Regions from separate parts of the Mus musculus genome. Here region 2 is linked to region 1. The links are chromatin loops, found by intact Hi-C in ENCODE. Cell type or tissue: left cerebral cortex. All regions are shown on one strand. Each heading gives the region's core, and the rest is flanking DNA. Links, peaks and the distances in the headings are about the cores only.

What was found. Peaks named below come from ENCODE experiments on the same cell type or tissue, not always from the same donor. Only the 100,000 strongest peaks of a DNase experiment are listed, where the experiment ranks them.
Region 2: it touches region 1 in a loop (16-fold over the local background); 3 of 42 quality-filtered maps call a loop at or near these places.

Annotation. Positions count from the first base shown.
Region 1 is chr7:82,989,385-82,997,039 of GRCm38, forward strand. Gm22934 (a small nucleolar RNA gene) reads left to right here and starts at 5,451; the gene lies at 5,451-5,582. In left cerebral cortex, for the core only: no CTCF peak of the experiment used is centred there; DNase peaks (open chromatin) are centred at 3,960 and 5,266.
Region 2 is chr7:83,376,361-83,384,015 of GRCm38, forward strand. Gm29976 (a long non-coding RNA gene) reads right to left here and starts at 6,829. Exons shown (of 3, transcript XR_378302.2): 1 at 6,556-6,829. In left cerebral cortex, for the core only: no CTCF peak of the experiment used is centred there; DNase peaks (open chromatin) are centred at 4,685, 5,230 and 5,581; H3K27ac peaks cover 1,584 bases.

The DNA.
Region 1 (7,655 bases), core at 1,645-6,644:
TCATGGATCCCAAAGCAACCCTAGAAACTACAAAGACACAAGTCTACCCTCTTGGTATTTTAATCAAAAAATGCAATGTTTCTCAAATTTCCCACTCTAGGGTCATGTGGGGTTTCTTAGAAGCTGGCATTGGGGTGAAGGGAATCAGACAGTATTTAGGGCCTTTTAAAAGTCCCATTTCTACTGTAGTGGCTTCTTCTCACCTTTTTCTTACAAGGCAATTCTTCATAATTTGACCTTTTGAGCTATTAAAAATAATTATTGAAAACATTCTAAAAATTAAGCCATTCAAGTTTTGTTAAGTATGAAACATTTGTATCTTGTAAATAATGACATTCTTAAATTGGAAAAAATAATTACTTTGATCTAAGCCATTTCTGATACTGAATCAAACTGAAAAAGGCTCTCAAAATAGAAGACAAAAGCATGAGAAGATGAGAAGGAGTTCAGTATAGTGTTAAGGCAACATTAGGCAGCAGAGAAAGAAAAAAGAGCAACAATGACAAAAATCCAGTTGTCAGAAGTCAAAGCAGTGTCAAGTGTAATTGATATCAGATGAGAGAAGGCACTGTCCACTGGTGGTATGCTACTTTAATAGATATGTATTCATACATAAATCTCCGCCCATACAAATACCCCAATCTGTATCTCTATCTGTGTAATTAAATGTTGCCTGTAGTTACCCAAGCAGGAGGCAAATTCTATAGATGTTTATTTTATTTAGCGTAAGCTTGACACTACACCTCTTCAGTTCAATGCTTTGATGGGATCAGGGTGACCATAAACCACTTTTTTGAAAGATAAATCTTTTTGTCATGTCCAATCTTGTTTTAAAAATAATTTTATTACATCTGTTTATCTGCCAATCTATCTATCTATCTATCTATCTATCTATCTATCTATCTATCTATCTATCTACCTATCGTTTATCAGTCTATCTATCTATGATATATCTATTTGTCACCTATCTTTGTCTATAGGCATGCATGTGTGAGCAAGCAGGTACTATGCCACAGTGTGCATGTGGAGGTCAGAGAACAACTTTTAGGAATGGTTCTTTCCTTCTATCATGTGAGACCTAGGGACTGAATTCAGGTTGTCAGCCTTCTCAGCAGGCTCCTTTCCCTGGGGAGCTATCTAATCTCATAGCAGCAAAAGGCTTATCGGTGAACCTTTGCTCTTTTCTTATCTGCTTTGGGAGATGGACAGATAAAACAAAAGAGCCCAAAGGATATAAAGATAACATCGGCAATAACAACAACAATAACAACAGCAACAGTAAAACCTTTGGAACTCTCTCTCAGAAACATTATCCAATAAAACAATTAAGTTGTCTAAGAAATGAATTAGAAGAGACAGAAGTAGGGTTGTAGTACTGCTCAAGAAAAGACTGGGAATATTAAGTAGTTAAATATAATTATTTCCATATGCTCTTAAAACAAAGTGCATCTAACATGACAGTGTACAATGGACACTTCTGTTAAACTAGAGTTTTGACTATGCTGAGTCATACTGACAAGAGACAAAACAGTGAAGGCAGGAGCAGAGGTGCAGGAACTAAGTATGTCCCCTGACCACAGGCCTGCTCTAGACATTTTAGCTTTGAGTTTTGATGTTTCAGAATCCTGTTTTCAAACTTTAATGATAAAACTAACACATAAGACTTTTTGAAGGCTAGAGAGATAGCTCAGTGGTTAAGAGCACTGGCTGCCCTTCCAGAGGTTCTGAGTTCAATTCCCAGCAACCACATGGTGGCTCACAACCATCTGTAATAGAATTTGATGCCCTCTTCTGGTGTGCATGAAAACAGAACACTTGTACACATTAAATAAATAAATAAATAAATCCTTTTTTTTTAAAATAGACTTTTTGAGGCTTACATTTAAAATTCAAGAATGTTCATAGGCATAAAGTTCAAAGTCAGCCAATGGTCATATCATTACAGAAAATAACATCAGCAACATGGTATGAAGTCTAAGAAAACAGGAAAAATGTCTCCTGGGACTTCACACCATGAAACAGGCATCAGTAAATTCACAGTATTCATGACAGTGAACACAAATAAGTCATGTTACTTAAATAAAAATAATTAACTTTACTTTGGGGTTAAAAAGTCCAGTAAATACATTCTCAGTATAGATTGTTTCTAAAAGGCACATCATCTAAAACATAGAGAAAAGAAGTAATAACCGTTTTTAAAAGGTATAGAATAAATAAAACCAAATAAAATAAGAAAAACCAAAATATTGGGTTAACATCCAAACAAATCATTTAAAAATTACAAATAAAACACTTTTGTAGTGATGTGCAATTAAAATTAAAGGCATAAACATGAAATTTGATATAGGTATATTTTAATTCAATTTGATAATCATTACAATTACAGTGTGGACTGGAAAAAATATTTATTCAATAAATAACATGTCAACTCTAATGTTATTCTCTTGACAATAAAAGATTATTACATAATGACCTCAAGAAGAGTAGATTATAATCTGGAAAAGAAGAACTTTAGCTCAATAGCCCTACATCTTAGAAAGATTAACCAGCCCAAACTAAGAATACAAAGAATTTGGGTAATAACATTATGGATTTCAATCAAATAAACTAAGTTGAAATTGTATCTTGCAATCTTGAATCAAATTGAGAAAGACTTCCACAATTCAGAAGAGAAGAACCAAACAAGATTGAAAAACTGAAGCTCTCTTTCCATCTATGTCAAAACTGGCATTTAAGAAAGGACACAGGGGTCTGTGTGGTGGTTTTATTTATTAAATATACAGGAAAGAGAACAAAGAAATATATGGGAACTTTCCTTTTTTATTTACTAAGATCCTTAGCAATAGAATTGATGTACTCTCTCTCTAATACTACCAGTCTATTTCCACAGTAGAACAACCACTTTGCATATATGAGGCCTGGATTCTACACCCAGACTGCAAAAATAGTCATCCAAGTTGAGTTATGAAAATAAGCAAGTCTTGGTCATACTCTGGCAAATTGAGACCAGCCTTCTTGAAGCTGGGTTAAATTCATAACCAGGTTTAGAACATTCCAGGAATGCAATAGTGACTTATTATTAGAAACATCTCATGACATGTCCTTGGATCAAAAGAAAATATTCTTGGTAGTAAAAATGGCATTTCTTAAAATTTAAATTCAATTACTGATAAATAATAATGAACCAAGAATGGGAAATCTGTCTTGACACCATCAAGCTTTTCTCTTGGTTTCTGTTTCCAGTTAGATTCTAGCTGTTGCTGCCATCCAGTGCCAGGCCTCTGAGTGCTAATAATCTCATGTGAACTTAGTAGGACCATAAAGCAGAATTAGTGGAGCACACACATCTGAGCTTCTGATGAGAATAATATCAGAACAGAATAATAACGGAACAGAATAACACAGGTCTGAATTATTAAGGAAAACAGATATGCCTTTGATAGACTCATTACACCTGTGAGTATCAAGCAAGAAGATAGCAGATTCACGGGGCTGGCCATGTCCACAGAGATGAGGGAAAGATGGAAAACCTGCTCTTTGAGGACCCTTTGAGTGGTGATGGTTGAGTTCTGTTGACTGACATCAATTAAAAGAATATTTTCCCACAAGACCCTGAAGAATTCCAGACTACTCTAGAGACATCTATGGGAATGAATAGAGAAAAACAAACAAACAAAAACAAAAACAAAAACAAAAAACCCCAAACAAACAAAACTTGGATTTACCAAGTTTCAGCTAGGTTGCTTTACCCAGGTAGCTTTCTGTTTTCCTATGCATGTGGCCACTATTCTTGGGATATAACTAAGTATTCTCACACACCACTCCATAAGTATGCAAAAAGAATTTTTCAATAAACATTGTTGGGTGATACGTCACACATACAAAAATACATAAGACATATGTGAGCAGCTTGGTGAATCATAAAATGTACACCCACGGACCCTCCCTCCAGCTGAGGCAGATATTTCCAGCACTCCACCGTGCTGAGCTCTGGTGTAAAATATATCAAGTTTTTACCCCACCCATCCCCATGGAGTAATCCATGATCCCACGTTCATGTTTATTATCCATTTCTGGCTTATCTTTATGTTTCAATGCCTCTGTATAACCCACAAAATAAAACAGTTCTATTTCACCCGTTTTAGAGCTTGCTGACTGGATACATTCTGTATGTGGTTGTGAGACCACGAGACTTCCAGGCGTCCATCAACACGGGGGCAATAGACCAAGAGCTCAGGAGCCAAACTCTGAAATGAATAGATGTTTGTACCACACGCTGTTCGCTGGCACTGACTGGCGGAGGTGAGAACATGAAGGCTGATGTGTTTCTTAGGCAAATCTTCTGTGGACACACCTCGGGGCAAGGGTCACCTTTCCTAGAATGTACTGTAACCTATCCTGATTCGGCCTGAGCTTTCCTGTCTCTGTTCCAGCTGTCAGCCCACATGCAAACTGAGGCTCTTCTAGAGTTTGTCCAGTTCTGCTACCATCTCCCACAAAGCTATTTTCTCTAAATAAAATTCCTAAACACTTAATTGCACCTTGATGGATGCTTCTCAGAAGACTTGAAAACTATACCCTCCAACACTTTTGACTTTTGTCTCAAACTACATTTCATGTAGTGTGTGTGTGTGCGCGCGCTCCAGTCATAGGGCACATGTGGAGGTCAGAGGGCCACTCCCTGAAATCAGATCTCTGCTTCCACTCCGTGCGTCCCTAGGATGAAACTCGGGTTGTCAGGCTCTCAGGCAGAGCCTTGACCCGCTGAACCACCTCAGTGACCCATGGGTGCCATATTTCTTACAGTAATGGTTTCCCTTTGGCATTCTGCTGATGCTGATGTGTGAATCTATTCATTTTCTCCACTGTGTAATTTCAGTTGTTTTTATGTCAAATTCTACTTCTGTCTTTGTCTGTTGGCAGGTAAATTGATTGTTTCTTTTTCTTTTAAACTTCATAGTTTAACCAGAGACTTGAAAACAATGTTCCGTGAGCCAGATCTGCCTGCTTGCTGTGTGAAAACTATGAGAAAAGTACTTAAGGAAGGATTGATTTATTCTGGCTCACAGTTTAAGGATCCAGTCCAACAACCATTGCAGGGAAGGCATGGAGGCAGGGGCATGAGACAGCCAGTCATATCACATCATCAGTCAGGTAACTGCAACAGATAAATGCTGACTCGAGCTGGCTCCCTGATCCTCTGGTACTCACTAAAGGATTTCAGCCCAAGAAACGACACTCGTTCAGAGTGAGCTGTACCTCTTCAGTTAAACCTGTTGGGAAACACCCTTACAAACTTGCCAGAGGTGTGTCTCCTAGGAAATTCTCAGTCCATCCAAGCCAGCAGTGCAGATGAGTTGCCTACAACATAAGAGCAATGATATGTGAATGTGAAATTCAAATGTCATGGTTCATAACAAGTTTTGTTGTGTAGAAGATGTTGCTGGATGTCTGTCCCTAGAGGTGTTGCGGGTGTGGCTGCTGTGTTACATGTGTGTCAGTAGGTGGCAGAGAGGAGAGAGGTTATTTCTATGCTTAGTTCTCTAATCTGTGAACATCTGAATGATAAGTAGTCTAACAACCCCTGAAAAAAACTGAGCCTGAGATAACCACCAGTCCAGTTCCATTCAGGCCCAGACAGGCTCTCAGAATGCGGAGTGAGCTGGAGACTAGAAACCCACCTGGGACTGAGGGACCTTTGTGGGAGTTAGCCTTAGACAGATGACCCCTGCATGGGACAACAAGGGCGGTCCAGATGAGGAGCAAGCCCAAGATAGCCACCAGTTCAACACCATGGGACCTGGACAGGAAGCTAGTCTGAGATGACCAGCAGTGTCACTCAGGTCTGGGGGAGGGGGCAGACCATACCTGAGATGACTCCTCTCTGGCTCCATAATGCACAGATGGGACATAGCACTCCTGACACCACTCCTGAGATGACCCCAGATACTCAGAGACCCCTGGCAGCACTAAGAGGAACAAATATGTGGTAGAGAGATGAGAGAGTAAGAGAAGGATGCGAACACAACAAAGAGAGGCAGAACTGGAGACTTGAGGCAGTGAGGAACAGCCTGATGTGAGTAGCCGATGATGCCACCTGGGGTCACATTTGGGTCAGTGGCCCTGCAGCAGCAGGGGTCTGTTACCACCAAAGGTCAGGTGGACATCCCTGGTCTGGGATGCTGCCCAGGGACATGTTGAGGTCTGAGGGCTGGACAGAACTGGTTCCGCCCTTGCCTAAGCATCCTAGGAGATCTGACCCTGGGGTCCCAAGAGCAGGAGAGCTGGCCTTGACCCTAGCTAGCCGTAGTACTCTGGAGAGTGGCCCCACATATTACCCAGGATGCACAATAAAGCTAGAGCTGAGAGGTGAGCTGGCCCTGAGGGTATAAGCATGGGAGTGGTGGCCCTGCCTCTCACTAGCTGCAGCACTTGGGAGAGTGGGCCCTGTGTTTCACCTGGGCAGCACAGTAGAGCTGACCCTGGTGGCAGAAGCATGGGTGAGCCTACTCTGAGGACATGAGCATGGGAGAGCTGCCCTGTCACTTGTTTGCCATGTGGTGACATGAGTGAGGGAGAGATTCCTCTCTCTTGTCCCTTGCCACCTGTCTTAGTCAGGGTTTCTATTCCTGCACAAACATCATGACCAAGAAGCAAGTTGGGGAGGAAAGGGTTTATTTGGCTTACACTTCCATACTGCTGTTCATCACCAAGGAAGTCAGGACTGGAACTCAAGCAGGTCAGAAAGCAGGAGCGGATGCAGAGGCCATGGAGGGATGTTCTTTACTGGCTTGCCTCCCCTGGCTTGCTCAGCCTGCTCTCTTATAGAACCCAAGACTACCAGCCCAGAGATGGTCCCACCCACAAGGGGCCTTTCCCCCTTGATCACTAATTGAGAAAATGCCTTAGAGTTGGATCTCATGGAGGCATTTCCTCAACTGAAGCTCCTTTCTCTGTGATAACCCCAGCTGTGTCAAGTTGACACAAAACTAGCCAGTACAATTGACCCCTTGTCAACTTGACACACAAACACATCACTAGTAAGCCTCAACCCTTACATTCTTATTCATCCCCAAGATCTAAATAACTTTAAAAGTCCCACAGTCTTTACATATTCTTAAAATTTCAATCTCTTTAAAATATCCATCTTTTTTAAAATCCAAAGTCTTTTTACAATTAAAAGTCTCTTAACTGTGGGCTCCACTAAAACAGTTTCTTCATTCAAGAGGGAAAATATCAGGGCACAGTTACAATCAAAAGCAAAAGTCAATCTCCAACCGTCCAATGTCTGGGATCCAACTTACGATCTTCTGGGCTCCTCCAAGGGCTTGGGTCACTTCTCCAGCCATGCCCTTTGTAGCACACGCGTCATCCTCTAGGCTCCAGATGCCTGTATTCCACTGCTGCTGCTGCTCTTGGTGGTCATCTCATGGTACTGGCATCTCCAAAACACTGCATGACCCCTTCAGTCCTGGGCCATCAATTGCAACTGAGGCTGCACTTTCACCAATGGCCTTCCATGGCCTCTCACAGTGCCAAACCTCAGCTGCTCTGCTCAACTCCTTCATGCCTTCAAAACCAGTACCACCTGGGTGACCCTTACACATTACCATGTCCAGCCACAGCACAAGATACAACTTTGGCTATATCTGGAA
Region 2 (7,655 bases), core at 1,805-6,804, 390 kb after region 1:
GTCATGATGTTTGTCCAAGAATAGAAACTGACTAAGACATGCCTGTGAACTCGCCTGATAGCAGCTTCCCAATAAACCTGCATTTAATACCATCTAATCTGGTTTGAATTGGCTCATTTCATTGGCAGAGGAATAACCTATCAGTCTTGGCTTTCGTATATTTCAATGGGTTGTGTTTGTTCTCAGTCGATGTCCTTTGATTGCTGGAGTTATGTTTCTGTTACTGAGTTATCAAGTCTATCTTCCTCACTCATTTTATTTTAAAAGAGGGAAAATTTGTCCTTATTCGTCTTCACATTAATTTTTTTAACGCAGACACGGGAATTCCTCTTTCAAGACAAAAAGTGTATGAATTTTGATTAAATATACATTAGAGATTTGGTTTTTTCACAAGACATTGAATCAACAAAGCAATAGTTAATGCATTTTATAGAGAAAAGGGTGGGACTCCCAAACAATTCCCATTCACCTTTAATGGAGATGTCACCTGAAAAGCGTTTTCAAAGAATCAAGAGTTCAAAATAAGCATCTGTGCATTTTTGTCTCAATAGTCCCTGGGATGTGGCCCTTAGATATTGAATTTGATATGTTAATCATAACATTGTCTAGGACCACTATTATTTGGCCAAATGGAATTTAAAATTTCTTTGTGAGGGTGTTAATGGATGCAATTTACATTTGAACAGATGGGAATTGTTTAACTGGTTGCCCTACAGGTTGCCCTCAAAGTAAGTCTCACCTAACCCTTTCAGTAGCAATGAAGGCTGACACTGAAGGAGAGCAAGGAGACTTAAGTGCTAGTAGCTTACCTCTCAACTTGAACTTTAGTTTAGATTCTGCTCTTGTCTCTGGCCTGCCTACCCATCCCAAAGAGGCTTGACAGCTTCCAGAGTTGCAAAAGCCAATTTCCTAAAACAAATCTCTCTGTCTATGTATGTATCCAATTGAGTCTGTTTCTCTGGAGAAAACTGACCACCATAAATACACATCTACAATGAGGGACAGAAATTAAGGGTACAAATTAAGATGAGGATGAAGATAAGGTCAAGAGACAAGACCGACAATATTGGTTGATAATTTAAGAACAAATGAGTCGAAAGAGGAAATTAAAGTGACATAAAGAGAGCATGAAAAGACAGCATATGCTTTGAGAGTCAGCCTCGAGGATAGATACAACTGTGCGTAGCTTTTTAATAGTAGCTGATGGAGGCAACCTAAATAAACACGAATCAAAATGGCAGCCAAACATATGGAAATGCTGTATAAATAGAGGTCTTACCCCATTACACTGTTATTCATTAACAATGATTGAAGCTTGCAACTCCTGGTCATATTATCAAAGGCAGTAGGGGGAAGGGGCATATGGAAAATTTAAATTTGAATAAGAGAAATGCTGAAGAGACAAGTCAGCAAGATAGACAATTTAGAAGAACATTTAGGTCATTAGGAAAGGTTAAAAAAATAGGATGCACAATTTCTAAAATACTGACAAAGGGAAGGGGGCTTATTTAGAAGAATATGAAAAACATATTTTGAAACCACATAATCAAACAAGGTAATAAGCAACGCAGCCCCGCATGATAGATGTTAGCATGGGAACAAATGAGAAGCTTGGAAGCCACACATCTCAGTTACATATACTACCTCAAAAGGGTTATGGCTTTCCATCCACGGACCGACTCTTTCCTGTGTAATAGAAAACAATATGTTCTGTGGCTTAGGAGAGTGATATATAAACCACAAAACAGAATATAAGAACATAAAAAGATAAGTGAGGATTTGTTAAAGAAATAAACATGAGAGAATGTGCTTAAAATTGAAGCAACAAAGAATTTAAGAAAAATATCCATCGCAAGACAAAGGTAGTCACAAAAATACAAATGTATGTAAGTTTGTTTATTCTCCTAAGAAGAAGAGAGACATAGAGGATTTGGTTACCTGGAGAATGGCAAAGGCTCAAGCAGGACAGAAGGAGGCAGAGGAGTGGAACAAAGCTGAAGTACAAAGAAACCCAGTGGAAGAGATCCAGGGACCCTTCCCCTCTCAGACTCATCCCAGAGCAAATATCCCCAGTATCCTATAAAGCTCCATGATTATTCAGGGCTCCTCTTATTTGATTTAAGGAAGTTTCACCTCTAAATAGATCAATTAAAAAATAATTTATTTTTACCTTTACAAGATCCTTTTAAACTTTCTGAAGCATAAAATTTCTAAGTCAAATGTCAGCTATCACATATAAAACTGAGTGTTTCTACTTAGTAAGGAATACCACAGGTAAAGTGACCAAGCGACTCACAGAGACTGGGAAAACATATTTACTCCTGGAGGGAAAATGCAGAATCCACAGTAAGACAATGGGAAGGGACAGAAGAACAATTATAGAAGGAGACTTTAAGAGATGTTTAATGCTACTGGTAATTTTACTTAATCTTAATACTCTATTGGAATTTATTTTTAGTGGACATAATAGTTAACATTTAGGAGCACAACGTGACATTTCACTACTGCTAGCACCTCAAACATTACCACTTCTTTCTGTTGGAAACACCCCAAGCTCTCTTTACCATCTATTTCACAGCACACAATAACCTGCTGTCAGCTAGTTATCTTACTTTATACAGAACATTAGAGATGTTTCCTTATCCAACTGTACCTTGTCTCTGTTTCCCCTCACCCATAATTTCTCCAGGCCCTGGTATAAGGTTTCACTCTCCACCCAGTAAGTCAGTTGTATAAAAGCAAAGTTGTAAGAAAGTTAAGTGATATCTTTTTTTTTTTTTTAATCAAAGCCAATAAAAGCAACAGTTCCTCCCCGAGGGTGTCAGGGACATGGTCCCACATATTAGAATTTCAGATGCACACTAGCTTTTAGGAAGGAGCTCTTAAGGAGGGTATCTCTCAGTTTTGTAAATTTTACTCCCATAGGACACTTCACTGTATTTGAAGTTATTTTTTGGTTGTCACAGTTGATATTTTGTGGAACCCAAAGTTGAGGTTAAATGTCTGCCTTGTCTAGAACAGACATGAACTACAGGAATTGCCCATGTAGCTTTAGAATTCTGACCCAGAGAAGTTTTAGTGAGGGTGCAGAAAGGGACTTGACTGTGGTAGTTTCCCACAGTTGTTTGTGGAAGTGCAGAGTTGGCACACTCTGGGTCTAATGCACATGCCACATGATAGATACACAGTAAATTGTGTGGTGCACTAATAAAGAAAAGACATATACAGATAGATCTAAGACCAGATGTGGTGGCACATAACAGTAGTCCCAGTGACTCAGATATACCTACAGGAGAATCAGAATATCAAGGTTGTCTTAAGCTACAGAGTGAGTTGGAAGCAAGACAGATCTTGTCTCAAAACAGGCAAACAAAAGCAGACAGATCTTAAAGGACTGTTGAGTCAGAAAAGGTAAGAAATGTAATTAAACCAATAACTTAATAAGATGGAAATGTAATGAACACACATACAATGCAGAGACTTATTTTACAAGAATATATAATTTGCAACAAAGAGAAGAATTAATATGTTGGAAATAAAGTAGATTAATGCAGATTAGCTTAAAGAGGAAAACCTGTCTTGTACTAATAACATTGTCTTATGAAACTAGGAGTGTTATTAACTCAGACCCTTGGCACTAAGGTAAAAAACAGATAACCAGAGGCTGGAGATATGATTCAGATGTAAGACCAATAACTACTTTTCCAGGATCCAGGTTCTATTCCCATCACCTACATATATACAGGGGATCTTATGTCCTCTTCTGGACATGGTCAACAGGAACACACATAGTACACAGGTACACACATAAACAAAACAACCATACACATAAAATGAATAAATAACAAATATTTTACTGAACTTTCTCTATGGAGAATGTTATTCTTTTCAAATAAAGTATTTGAGGTTGCAATATATTATGAAGAAAATCTCAACACATTTAAAAAATAGGAACTGACAAGGAATACATTCATAAACATTAAGAATTAAAAAATAGGTTAAATTGAAGTCCTTTGGGCTTTTAAATGAAAACCACTTGAAACCACTTGTTTCTAGACCAGAGAGAAAAAGGAAAGCAATCACACACTATGCTGGCAACAAGGATAAAAGCAATTTTGCATCAAAAACTTATTAGATGTACTCAAAGTTTTATTCAACATAAAATTCATAAGACCTCTACTACCTGTGCTATTAAACAAGAAGGAATACAAATATTTGATCTAAGCATTCACCTCAGAATATTGAGAAAATAATTTCAAAATAAATCCAAGAAAAGTAGAAGGGAGGTAAGTTGCAGAACTCAATATTAAATCATCTGAAAACAGAAAACAAACCTGTTCTTCGAAAATTAAGCAAAAGAAGAGAAATTAGAAGTCAGCAGTAGGAGGAATAGAAAATATGTGTCTGAACTGTTCAGGCTGAGAGCCAGGATGGAAGGCTTGCTTCCCCGTTCTGCAGATGAAAGAGTGGCATTACTGGATAGGAGAATGGTATCACAAAGAATAAGGGTTCACCAGACCTCCTGTGGGAAATCAGCTCAGACTCACCCATGATTCTTCTGTCTACCCACAGTCCAGGCCTGATGCCAGCAAGGCAGGTTCCTGCTGCTCTCAGGTCAGCCCTACCATATCCAGGCTCTGTCTGGGTTGGTTGTTCCTCTCATGTTGCCGTTCTCTGCAAGCTCTTACTGCAGGGTAGACTGGTTATGGTGACATTTGCCTACTATATGTGCCAGCCTGGGAGCTCGGCTATGCCAGGACATCTTTGCCACTGCCTCTGACAAGAGCCTGCTTGCGTAGAAAGAAGTGTGGTCGATGGATATTCCTAGTTGAACCCCTTTATCCCATTGCATGCAGGAGTCAGCCTTCCTTGATTTCAGGAGCTGGGGCAGGGGTCATTCCCACTGTGTTGGAGAAAGTCACTTTCTCTTATAGAAATCAGGCATCACTCCCAACTTCTAAGCAAGTTGAAAATATGTATCTTCCTCCTAGATTATATTATCATTTTCTCATATTAATAGCCTATAATCTCATAGGGAAGATTTTAAAAAAACTGCCAGTTAATTTCCTAAAAATAACAACTTGCCAATTTCACTTCAAAACTATTTTCATTTTTAAAAGAACAACAATACAGACATACACAAGGAGGAGAGCGAATAACTTTCCTCCATACACACTAATTTTACCCGACCTCCTCCACATGCTGACTCATGCTAACAATCTGGAGTGGATGTTTCCATAGCTCCCTGTCTGTTCACACGGTTTATGTTAAACATTCAAAAACATTATTCTTCATATTTTTGTGTTGGCTGCAAATCAGCTTCCTATCTGGAGTTCCTTCCCTATATAGTTAATTTGGGGGCAATGAGGAGAGACATCCCAAAAGAAGGTTGTCCATGTAACCAAACTCAACCACAAGAAGCCATGCTCCAGTTTTTATGTAAAATGTAATCATAAGGCTTGTGGCAAAACATTTCTTGGTGGTGTATTGGCAGCTTTTCCACTGCTGTGTCCAAGGCTCCTGACAGACACAGCTCAAAGGAGGAAACGCTGACTTTAGTTCATGGTCTGGTGGGGCAGCTGTTAGTCCCTCACGACAATGAGGGTAGAGATTAGTGAGTTCTGTGTGCAGAGTTGGGAGGCGAGGTTGTGGCTCATTTGCTTGGTACCATCTGTCTCTGTTACATTTTTGTTGCTGTGATACAGTACCGTGACCAAAGGCAATTTAAGGAAGAAATAGTTTATTGGAACTTATGGTTTCAAAGGAAGAATCCATATTGTGGAGAAACAGTGGCTGTATGTGACTGGAGGAGGAAGCTGAGAGATCACAACATCAACCTAAAACAGCAAGGAGAGAGAGAGAGGGAGAGAGAAAGAGAGAGAGAGAGAGAGCTAGAAATGGGTGGAGCTCGTGTCCTCTCAAAGCGATGAGCTTCCTCCTGCAAGGCTGCACCTCCCCATAACCTCCTGGAACAGAGTTACTAACTACGGACCAAGTGTGCAAAGCCCTGGGCCCGGAAGGGATACTTCTCATCCAAACCACCACACCCATCAAGGGAAAGTACAAAAGCTAGCAGCAGGAACTGGTGTCCTCCTCAAAGGTGGACCCCTAGTAACTACCCCTCTTCCACCAGCTGGGCTGTCTCCTAAAGGCTCTACAGCTTAGGAACAGAACTGAAAACTTTAGCCTATCAGATTTAAATTGTAACAGCTAAAGGCAGATCCTGTTAGAAGATTCTGGATCTGATCTGCTTTTTTGGCTACTAAGAGTCCAAGAAAAAAAAAATGTTCTTTTTCTTCTTCAGAAACTGCTACAATACTAAAGATAATAGAAAAACTTCCCATGGCTCAATGGTAAGTTGATATATGGTTTCCAGTTAATATTAAATCATAAACAAAATATTCATGTTTAAAAAAATGGCCACTGTTTGCACATCCAGGAACAGCTGGTGCAGGGCATCATGACCTCTCTGGAGACTCCCAGATGCAGAAGGGCATGACCTTGAATCCTGCAGAACCAAGAATAATATTTCAGGCCAATTTCCCCTGCACTCACCCCTCCTGCTGCTCTGATCGCTCCAGTCCAATCGCTCCACTTCAGGCTTGATATTTGCTGAAGCGTATTTATCCCCCATGGCTTGAAACCAAATTACAAAGGCTAGGATAGCTTCACTCCGTGCTAGTTTGGACAGGTACAAATATTTGAAAGGCTCCTTTGTATGTCTATTCCATACACGTGGAGAGGATGTGAGCTGGTGGGGCTTGGAAATGTCAATGAATACAATTGTCTGTCTGCCCAAAGGACTTGCTTCCCAGGCACGTTGAGAAGTGGAGAGGTGCTCTGCGACTTATCAGCAAAGGAGTGTCCATGGCAACCAGCCCCAGGTTTCCTTGGAGATACTGTGGATTGGCTGGAGGCCAATGCAGGAAGTGCATTGGAATGGGGTCCAGGATAGAACAATGACACAATCTTTGTATGGAGACAGATTGTGTCAGACGTGCACAGCACACAGTAAACGGGATGTGAGCCTCCATTTTCACAGAACATGCAGGATACACATCAATGCTGATGGTCCTATGAAAGATGATCTGCCCTGGCCTTAATCTCAGTGAGACCAAACTTAGTGATAAAGATGTGCCATTAATGTGGCTTGGAGGTCACTTAGAGTTGGCACTGGCCAGTTAAATAAGATTTAAAAAAATATGACAAAGAAGCACATAACGAGAATATTAAATAAAATCCACAATGTAGTCTTAATATCAGTGCCTTTATTTTAGTCTACTTGACACTTTCCAAAGAAAGAAAGCTTTTTTTTTTTTACTTTTTACTTTTCTTTTCTTTTTTTATTGGATATTTTCTTCATTTACATTTCAAATGCTATCCTCAAAGTCCCCTATAGGCCCCCCCGGCCCTCTCCCCTACCCACTCACTCCCACTTCTTGGCCCTGGCTTTCCCCTGTACTAGGGTATATAAAGTTGGCTAGACCAAGGGTCCTCTCTTCCCAATGATGGCCGACTAGGCCATCTTCTGCTACATATGCAGCTAGAGACACGAGTTCTGGGGGTACTGATTAGTTCAAATTGTTGTTCCACCTATAGGATTGCAGCACCCTTTAGCTCTTGGGTACTTTCTCTAGCTCCTACAATGGGGTCCC